2 separate regions of the Homo sapiens genome follow, and region 1 is linked to region 2. Evidence: chromatin loops called from intact Hi-C (ENCODE). Cell type or tissue: dorsolateral prefrontal cortex. All regions are shown on one strand. Links, peaks and the distances in the headings refer to the core of each region. The heading gives the core; the rest is flanking DNA.

The links. Peaks named below come from ENCODE experiments on the same cell type or tissue, not always from the same donor. Only the 100,000 strongest peaks of a DNase experiment are listed, where the experiment ranks them.
Region 1: a loop joins it to region 2, with 8 times the contacts of the local background. A loop is called at or near these places in 4 of 110 quality-filtered maps.

Annotation. Positions count from the first base shown.
Region 1 is chr3:42,369,269-42,373,658 of GRCh38, forward strand. It overlaps a transcript of LYZL4 not described here. Among named protein-coding and RNA genes, the nearest start is that of LYZL4, 39 kb to the right of the region's middle. RefSeq lists an enhancer at 371-999. In dorsolateral prefrontal cortex, for the core only: no CTCF peak of the experiment used is centred there; a DNase peak (open chromatin) is centred at 2,703; H3K4me3 peaks cover 413 bases; H3K27ac peaks cover 3,175 bases.
Region 2 is chr3:42,437,585-42,441,974 of GRCh38, forward strand. No RefSeq gene overlaps it. Among named protein-coding and RNA genes, the nearest start is that of LYZL4, 29 kb to the left of the region's middle. In dorsolateral prefrontal cortex, for the core only: no CTCF peak of the experiment used is centred there; DNase peaks (open chromatin) are centred at 2,047 and 2,246; H3K27ac peaks cover 2,079 bases.

The DNA.
Region 1 (4,390 bases), core at 277-4,276, 68 kb before region 2:
GTCTTGGCGGCATGGTAGGGAGGGCATCAGAACAATGTCTGGTTGTTATGTAACTCTCCAATTAATTTAGGGTCTTATTTTCTCTTTTGGTTTCATATTTTGTCTTTAAAGTGAAGGCTTCAGATCTCTTTGGTTCATTTCTGCTTTAGCTGCCTCTGGAACCTGAAGTGAGGCTGTCACCTAGCAACCAGGGCTCTGCTTATAGAAACAGAAGACTTGGCCCTGGCCAAGAGAGGAAAATCACCAGTTGGAATAAAAAGTTTTATGTTTGAACTAGAGAGCAGCCAAAGGTGCAGCGCCTAGCAGGATGCAGTCGCCAAGCTGTCCTCCCAGAGGAACCCCAGGCTCTCGGAGGCCCAGACACAGAGTTGGGGAGGGCTGATGGCTTCAGCATCAAACTTTGGGAGCTTTGCTCCCCATCCGGAGGGGCAATGGCAAGTGGAATGCTTTCGACTTGGATCCAGAAAAGAGGTTTTAACTCCCCTACCCCACAACCCCTGCATGATCTGATCTCTTGGGACCCTGGTCAGTTCTGGGGGGCCACAAGGCTTGAGGCTTCATGCAAGCATTTGGGGATGCAGGCTGCTCCCTTCGAGTTCAGTTTTATCACCTGGGTCTGAGCAGGAATATGTACTGGGCGTGGTGATGCATACCTGTAATCCCAGCTACTCGAGAGATAGAGGTGGGAGGACTGCTTGAGCTCAGGAATTCAAATCCAGCCTGGGTAACACAGCAAGACCCCATCTCAAACAAAACAAAACAAAGACTCCAGGGGCTCCCACGCTGTGAAGCTGGGGGATAATATTAACACTTCCAGGATGTTCTGCATCCATCATCAGATGTAAGGAAAACCTGGAGTAACTAGAGTTCTGGAGTCACTAAGATTCTGAGTAGAGGAAGGGACTCTAGCTGGCTTGCTGGACTTCAGTATACTGCAATCCCACTGGCAACACTGCCCCTATTTAGTAGTTACAGCATTTTCCCTTGAAACCCCACCCCCTTCCCACACAGACACCACCCACCCCCAACCATGGACTCCCACCTCCTTATTTTTCCTTCTCTTTCTCCAGGACATGCCCTGGCCAAGGGAATATTACTGAGCCTGATCAGAACACAGGCCTTAAATATTCTTCTGTGGTTTGGCTTGCTCTTCTGCCCTCTGTTATGAAAATAAAAGTCCCAGGTAGCCCCTGGTCCAGGGAGAACAAAGAGATACGTATTACAGACCTAAACTCAGCTGTGGCCTGAAGTAGAGTCATGCCAGCCAATCTCCAGGCCAATGAAAAAGAAAAATGAAATGTTTGTTGTTGTGAACCACTAAGATTTGGGGACTATTTGTTAGGCAGCTTTATTGCAGCAATACCTAACTAATACACTGCTCATTACTCACTACCACTATTTCCTTCTACATGTCCCGATACTTGTATCTTCTGAGGCCCACTTAGTCAGCTTTTCTTTCAAATCTTCAGGCTTTACTACATTCTTCTAATAAATTCCTCTCTTTGCTAAAGTTAGTGGGAATGGATTTCTGTTGCTTGCAACTCAGAATGCTGACTGGTAGAGTTCGTCTACTAAATCTCCTCTCCAGAATTGACTATGCCTCCATCTGAATTCAGAACCTTCCTCATACGATCTGAATGGTCATTTCCAGCCTTTTCCCCATCTCCTTTTGTCTTTAGGGAGCCTCGGCTGCATCCAACCGAAACAACCTGTGTCCTGAACAGGTTTCCCTGTTTCCTCCCTGGAGGACTTTGCACACATTTGGTCTGGTGGCAGCATTCTCTCTATCTTCAACTGCTGAGTCCTGTGAATCTTCTAAACATCACCTCTTCGAGGAAGTCCTTCCTGATTCTCCCCTGGAACTCCCATCTCCCCTCTGTAATACTGGATGCACTTGCCCTAGTTGTCCTAGTCTGGATGGTGCCTATCTTTCTCTAAAGAGCTGCTGTGGTTTATTGCCTTACTAGAGGAGAATTTATGGAGACCAGCACTCAGGGGTGGCAGAGAAATCCCAAATCTTTTTCAATGTCACTCATCCCCATTAATCACTTTCCAGTGGGATTTCCTGACACTTGAAATCAAGGGTCCTGTGTTGTCTACTTTTGCATTCATATGCCAAGCTCAGGGCCTGGAACAAGGGTGTACTCTAAAGGGTTATTTGAATGCAGGAATGAACAAATGCCCATCTTTTCTAGAATCTGAGTACATAATAGAAATATATTCCTGGCCAATCACGTGGTTCTTTTGATCTGGATGAAACATAGCCATGATTTTTTCACCTTGTCCAAAGATGAAGTTGGGTCTTGGACAACTGCCAAGACCTGGGTGTCAACCACAGACCAAATATTATTGAGAAACATCCAAATGAAGCACCCAACACTTAAAATTCACTCAGTTCTTAATGTTACAGTTGATGGGACCACAATGGCCTATGCTTGCAGGCTCAGTACATATAATCCATGAAACTGAGGTTTGGTGTAGGGAAGCAGGAATCTGAAACCCATGCAGACAATAAAGGGAAGGATGGGAACTGGACTCCAGACTTCCAAATTGTCAGTTCTCTATTCCTTACAAGTAGTAGAAGTTTCCATGGCAAAACAGACTAGAGAGCCTCCAAGCTGGGTTTTTCCATTGGGTCTTCCTACACAGCCTGTTAATAGGGCGGGCATCACCGTTCCTGTGCCAACCTCCACAGTCACAAAGGCTGCTATTCTGTGGCCAGGAGGATTCTTAAAATAATAGTGCTGCCTGCCTCTGTGGGCTGGAGCCAGCTGTCTCAGCACAATTGGTTCCTGAACTACAATTTCCTACTTCTGGTGATAATTGGTGTCATAGTAACTGGTCAGCCACGTCCATTTCTGTCCTGGTAGCCAGGGCTTGGTCAGGCAGGGGAGAGACCCAGAGTGAAAAGAATCAGGTGAGCATCATGTGATGGGATAGGAAAGACTTTTGGAACCAGAAAGATTCGAATTCAAATCCTAACTCTGCCACTTGCTGGTTCTGTGGGCTCCATTTTCTCATTTGTCAGGTGCGAGTGATCACTGCACCTGCCTCAAAGAGTTGATGTGAGATGAATACTGTGTCTGACATATAGTGATGGTTAGTGAATACTGTGTTACTGCATAAAATAAGAAAGAGGGCTGCCAGAGGCAGACCCTGAGACAAGGAGTTGATTTGGAGGTGATTCTGGGAAACACCAGTATGACAGTGGGGAAGTGAGTTACAGAAAGGAAGACAGTGATGCAGCAGGCTTTAATGTGTAGGTTACCCTGAGAACAGTGAGAGTTCAGTCCCACTGGGCACCTTTAAGAGTCAGGGTGGAGCATGCCTCAGCATTGTCCCCCCCAGCAAAGGGTGAGGAAGTTGAGGTATTTATCCACCCCAACTCCCACCCACCAGTGGTCATGGCTGCTGGGGAGTGGGGCTTAACTTTCCAGCACAACTTGCTCTTTGCAACAGCTTAATGGGCTTAAGAAGCCTGAGAAAGCCTGCTTTGGGCAGCAAGTTGCAGCTGCTGGCAATTGACATATGGGGTCCATGTGCATGGGAAAGATCACTGTGGGGCACCCACAGCATGTATTACAAGGGTCCAAAGCTCATCAGGAGAAACCAGGGCTGTCATACTATGTCTGAACTGGGCTAGAATTAGGATGCATGGCTGGGTGTGGTGGCTCATGCCTGTAATCCCAGCATTTTGGGAGGCTGAGGAGGGCAGATCCCTTGAGGTCAGGAGTTTGAGACCAGCCTGGCCAACATGGTGAGACCTTGTCTCCACAAAAACCAAAAAAAAATTTTAGCAGGGCATGGTGGCGAGTGCCTGTAGTCCCAGCTACTCGGGAGGCTGAGGTAGGAGAATTGCTTGAACCCTGGAGGCAGAGGTTGCAGTGAGCTGAGATTGCACCACTGCACTCCAGCCTGAGGGACAAGCAAAACTCTGTCTCAAAATAAAAACAAAAAAAGAGTTAGGATGCAAAACCTAAAAGCTTGGAGCTGGTGCGGAGAGCCTGGGGAGGTGGAAACTGAGTCAGGAATGAGGTGAGGGTCCTGGACATTTGTCATCAGCTGCCTTGGAAGCCCCAAACCCTATATTCCTGGGTGCCAGCCACATTTGTAGCAGATCAGCTTTCTCTCTATTGGGATGACCTAGGGCAACATGGGACTGTGTTGAGAGAATTTCTTACTCTTTCCAAAACACAAGGGTTACTATTTCACACACACACCCTTACCCAGCTCTTAGTACAAGCTGTTTAGCTTTAGCCATAGCATGGGCGTGGGGGAGGGTGTGCATGTGTGTGTGCAGGTCCTTGGGGGAGAACCTTAAGAACGACCACTTTTCTCATTGCCGGCAATGACTACAGATTGGGCTAAGCTGAATAGCACACTAAGACAT
Region 2 (4,390 bases), core at 292-4,291:
TGAACCTTGAAAACATGCTAAGAGAAAGAAGCTAGTCATGAAAGTCTGTATGTATGTTTCCATTTATATAAAATGTCCAGAATAGGCCAGGAGAGGTGGCTCACTGTCACCGTCACTTGCTTAAATACTGTGTTTCAAACCTCTGCCCACTCTATTCCCAGTGCTTTGGGAGGCCAAAGCGGGCAGATCACTTAAGCCCAGGAGTTCAAGACCAGCCTGGGCAACATGGCAAAACCTCATCACTACGAAAAAATGCAAAAATCAGCCAGGTGTGGGGGAAGACAGCTGTAGTCCCAGCTACTCAGGGGGCTGAGATGAAAGGATCGCTTGAGCTGAGGAAGCAGAGGTTGCAGTAAGCAGAGAAGGTGCCACTGTACTCCAGCCTGGATGACAGAGCAAAACCCTGTCTCAAAAAAAAAAAAAAAAAAAAAAAAAAAGGCCAGGTGCAGCGGCTCATGCCTGTAATCCCAGCACTTTGGGAGGCTGAGACAGGTGGATCACTTCAGGTCAGGAATTCAAGACCAGGCTGGCCAACATGTGAAACCCCATCTCTACTAAAAATACAAAAATTAGCTGGGTGTGGTGGGAGCCTGTAATCCCAGCTACTTGGGAGGCTGAGGCAGGGGAATCACCTGAACCCAGGAGGTGGAGCTTGCAGTGAGCCAAGATCGCGCCACTATACTCCAGCCTGGGCAACAAGGGCAAAACTCTGTCTCAAAAAAAAAAAAAGTCCAGAGTAGGCAAATCTATAGAGACAGAAAGTAGATTAGTTTAGTGAGCACCTAGGGATTGGGGAACTTGCTGGGGTGATGAGGAGTGACTGATAATGGTAAGGAGGTCAGTGGAGGATGAAGAAAATGTTCTAAAATTAATTGTCATGATGGTTGCACAACTCTATGACTATCCTAAAAACCACTGAATTGTATGGTATATAAATTACATACTAATTTAATTGAGAGAGAGAGAAGCAAGGTACTTCCCAGTCTTTGAGCCATGCAAGCCTGTGTTGAATACCAGCTTCGTCACTTACTGGTCCTGAGGTTTGGGGCATAGAACCTCTCTAAGGCTCTGTGTCCTTATCTATAAACTAGGGATCTACATACCTACTGTGCAGGGTTGTTGAATAAGATCATGTGTGCAAACTGCTTAATAAGTTTATTAGAGCATAGGAAAGACATTTGGCCTTAGATGCTAATAGTAATGCTAATAATAGTGGATGTGTCTTACACACCCCAGAAGGCTTTCCATTCGCCCATTCATTCAATAAATACAAGGCCCACCCTGTGTCTGACACTGCTCAAAGTGCTGGGGATACATCAGTGAACAAGTCAAAGTCTTGCTGGTATGAAACTGACACTCTAGCAGGGGGAGGAATAATTAACAAACAGGCAGATATGGCAAATACCAGATGGGGACAGAGAGCCACCTCCAGGCCTGCTCCTCAAAGCAGCTCACTTTCGTATTGTGCATATTTGGCTTTTAAATAAGGTTTTGTTTGAATCTACAATCCTCAAGGCTTAAACAATGCCTTTCAAAACCTCTGCCCACCCTATTCCCAAGAAATTGCATGCTCCACATTGGAACATACACGGTATCTCAGGCGTAACTGTTCTTTTCTAATTGATCCTAATGATGTAACTTCAAACAGGCCCCCCTCCCAAATCCTACGAAATTGAATTTTCTGTCACCTTCAGTGAAAATTATGCTTCCTAGCAAATGCAATTCCAACTAGTCATCGAGATTCGTGTCACTAATGGGGCCTCATGTCTTTCTGATTCAGTTTGAATCTTTTGAAAATGCCTTGATTAAATTTGGATCTTCCAAAAATGTCAGTGACTTTGATTCAGAAAGTGTGAATTCTCAGCAAGTTTGCCAAGTGTAGGACGCTTCTCTTCATCACACATTCACTTTCTTCAGTGACTAAGGCCTATGTCTTACACAAATGGGTACATTTTTAGCCTGATGGCTGAGGAGGAACACTCGCCAGAATTAGCTGCCCGTGTCCCTCTGTCTCGCTGGTTCACTGTGCCGTGTAGGTAACGTCATGCCCAGGTCTCCTCAGTCTCCTGAACACGTCTGCAGAGACATGTTCTAAGCTTACTGGGCAGATGCTCCATTAGGAAGAGATGCAGGGACATTGCAGCAACATCTGCCAGAAGTTGTGCTTGGCTGGAAGAAAGCACTTCTCAATTTCCAACAGTCCCTGAAGCCTCCTCTCCCTTCTCATCTCAGTCCTGATCACACGGCAGATGGATGGGCTGGGATTCTCTGCTGTGATGCATTTGGCATTGGCTGACAGAGCAGACACAATGGCAGTGCCCTCTGGGAAGCAACATAAAGAGCTGATTGTTGTATTTTCTGACAGATAATAGGGGAGAAAGATGTGAATAAACCAGGTGCACTTGTCCTTTAACAGACTGATAATGGTGACAGAAAACACCCTAGTGGCCATGGAAACAAAGAGTTGGGACAGGAATAAGAATGGAACTGTGGGGAGATTTCAACAAGTCCCTCTGTGTGTTGCTGGAAGATACTTGGAAATGTTTGCTGCATTTCCTCATGCATCCCAGTTCTTCCTCAGCCCCAACAGCAAAGACTTCCAGCAGGGAAGGGTTGATACAGCAGGGATGGGAGAAGAAGGGAGTCAAAATCTTGGCTTGGCTTTTGAATTTGGAAAGTCAACTTTGAGTTGTAAGAACCCAAAGGAAATTTACAGGTAACCTAGAAACTTCCAAGGCCTGAGATATAGATCAGGGCTAGTTTTGCCTGCTTCAGAAGAGAGGAAGTTTCTCAGGGCAGAGGTGGGGAGAGAATGATAAGGGGCAGCAAGAGAGAAAGAAAATAGGAGCTTCCCTGAAAATGGCCCTGCTCCCCAACCCACCCACCTGTCACCAATAGGGGATGAAGAATACAGCAGAGACCTCAGATGGGTGCAGAGTGGGGTGGGGGATCCTAGGGACCATGCCTAGAGCTGCCAGATAAAATGCAATGTTTGGGGCTGGGCAGGGTGGCTCACGCATGTATTCCCAGCAGTTTGGGAGGCTGAGGCAGATGGATCACTTGAGGTCAGGAGCTTGAGACCAGCCTGGCCAACATGGTGAAACGCCCCCTCTACTGAAAATACAAAAATTAGCTGGGCATTGTGGTGCATGCTTGTAATCCCAGCTACTTGGGAAGCTGAGGCAGGAGGATCGCTTGAACCTGGGAGGTGGAGGTTTCAGTTTGCCAAGATTTTGCCACTGCACTCCAGCCTGGGTGACAGAGCAAAACTCCGTCTCAAAAAAAAAAAAAAAAAAGCAATATTTGGGACATACTTACAATAAAAAACTACTTATCGTTTACCTGAAATTCAAATTTAACCGGGTGATATGTATTTTTATTTGCTAAATCTGGCATCCCGATTTGCACCTCCTTTCTAGGGGAAACCTAAAGAGCCTCCTCACCCCAGCAGGTGAGGAAGACAAAGACAAAGAAGCGATGCTGGGGAGAGAAACCATGGGGTGCCTGGCGGAGCCTGCAACAGGAGAAGGAAAAGCTCTGCCTCCGAGGAAGCATGAGACTCCACTTCTGGGTGAGGGCTTAGAAGTCGAAATGAGGAGGACGCAGTTGCCACCTGCAGGGAGCATTCCATGGGCGTCAGAGGGGTGACAGTTTCATCAGACAACACCAGTAGGGATTGATAGGGTCATGCAGACAAGATTGCACATGCATGCACACACACCATGTGCCTCCACACAAAAACAATAAAAGTCCATACTTACTGAGCACTTGCTATCCCAGGAACTGTTCACAGAACTTGATGCTTACTATTTTCTAAGTGCATTATATTCTCTTCTGTCAGCTCTTCTAATCCTTGCAACAGTCCTATGAGGTAGGCATTTTTATCTCCATTTTCCTCATGAGGGAACAGAAGCAAAGAAGTCATGTGAGTATCCCAGACTCACCTAGTTGGCAGGTGGCAAAACTGGAGTGTGAGCCCAGCAGTTTGGTTCCTGAATCTGTACCCTTAAACTTCCGTACTCTGCAATCTGTATCACTTGGGGTTGAGTGTGACCGCAAGTAACCAAAAACCCCAATTCACAGTGGCCAAAACACAGAATTTTATTTTATTTTGTTAAACAACAACAACAAAATTCCAGAGGCAGGCAGGTCAGGACTGTTGTAACAGTTCCATAAAGCTCCTTCTGGAATTCCCTCTGCGTTCACTGCAGGTGACTTTCAAACTTGTGGTCCAAGAGGGCTGCTGGAGCCTCAGCCATTATATATGTGTTCCAAGCAGCAAGAGGGAGGAAGGAGGAAAAAGAGCAGTTCTTTCCCTCTTCTGGAAAGTCACATATGCCATCTCTTAGTGACACAGTCTCATCTTGCTGCAAGAGAAGCTGGAGTAAGT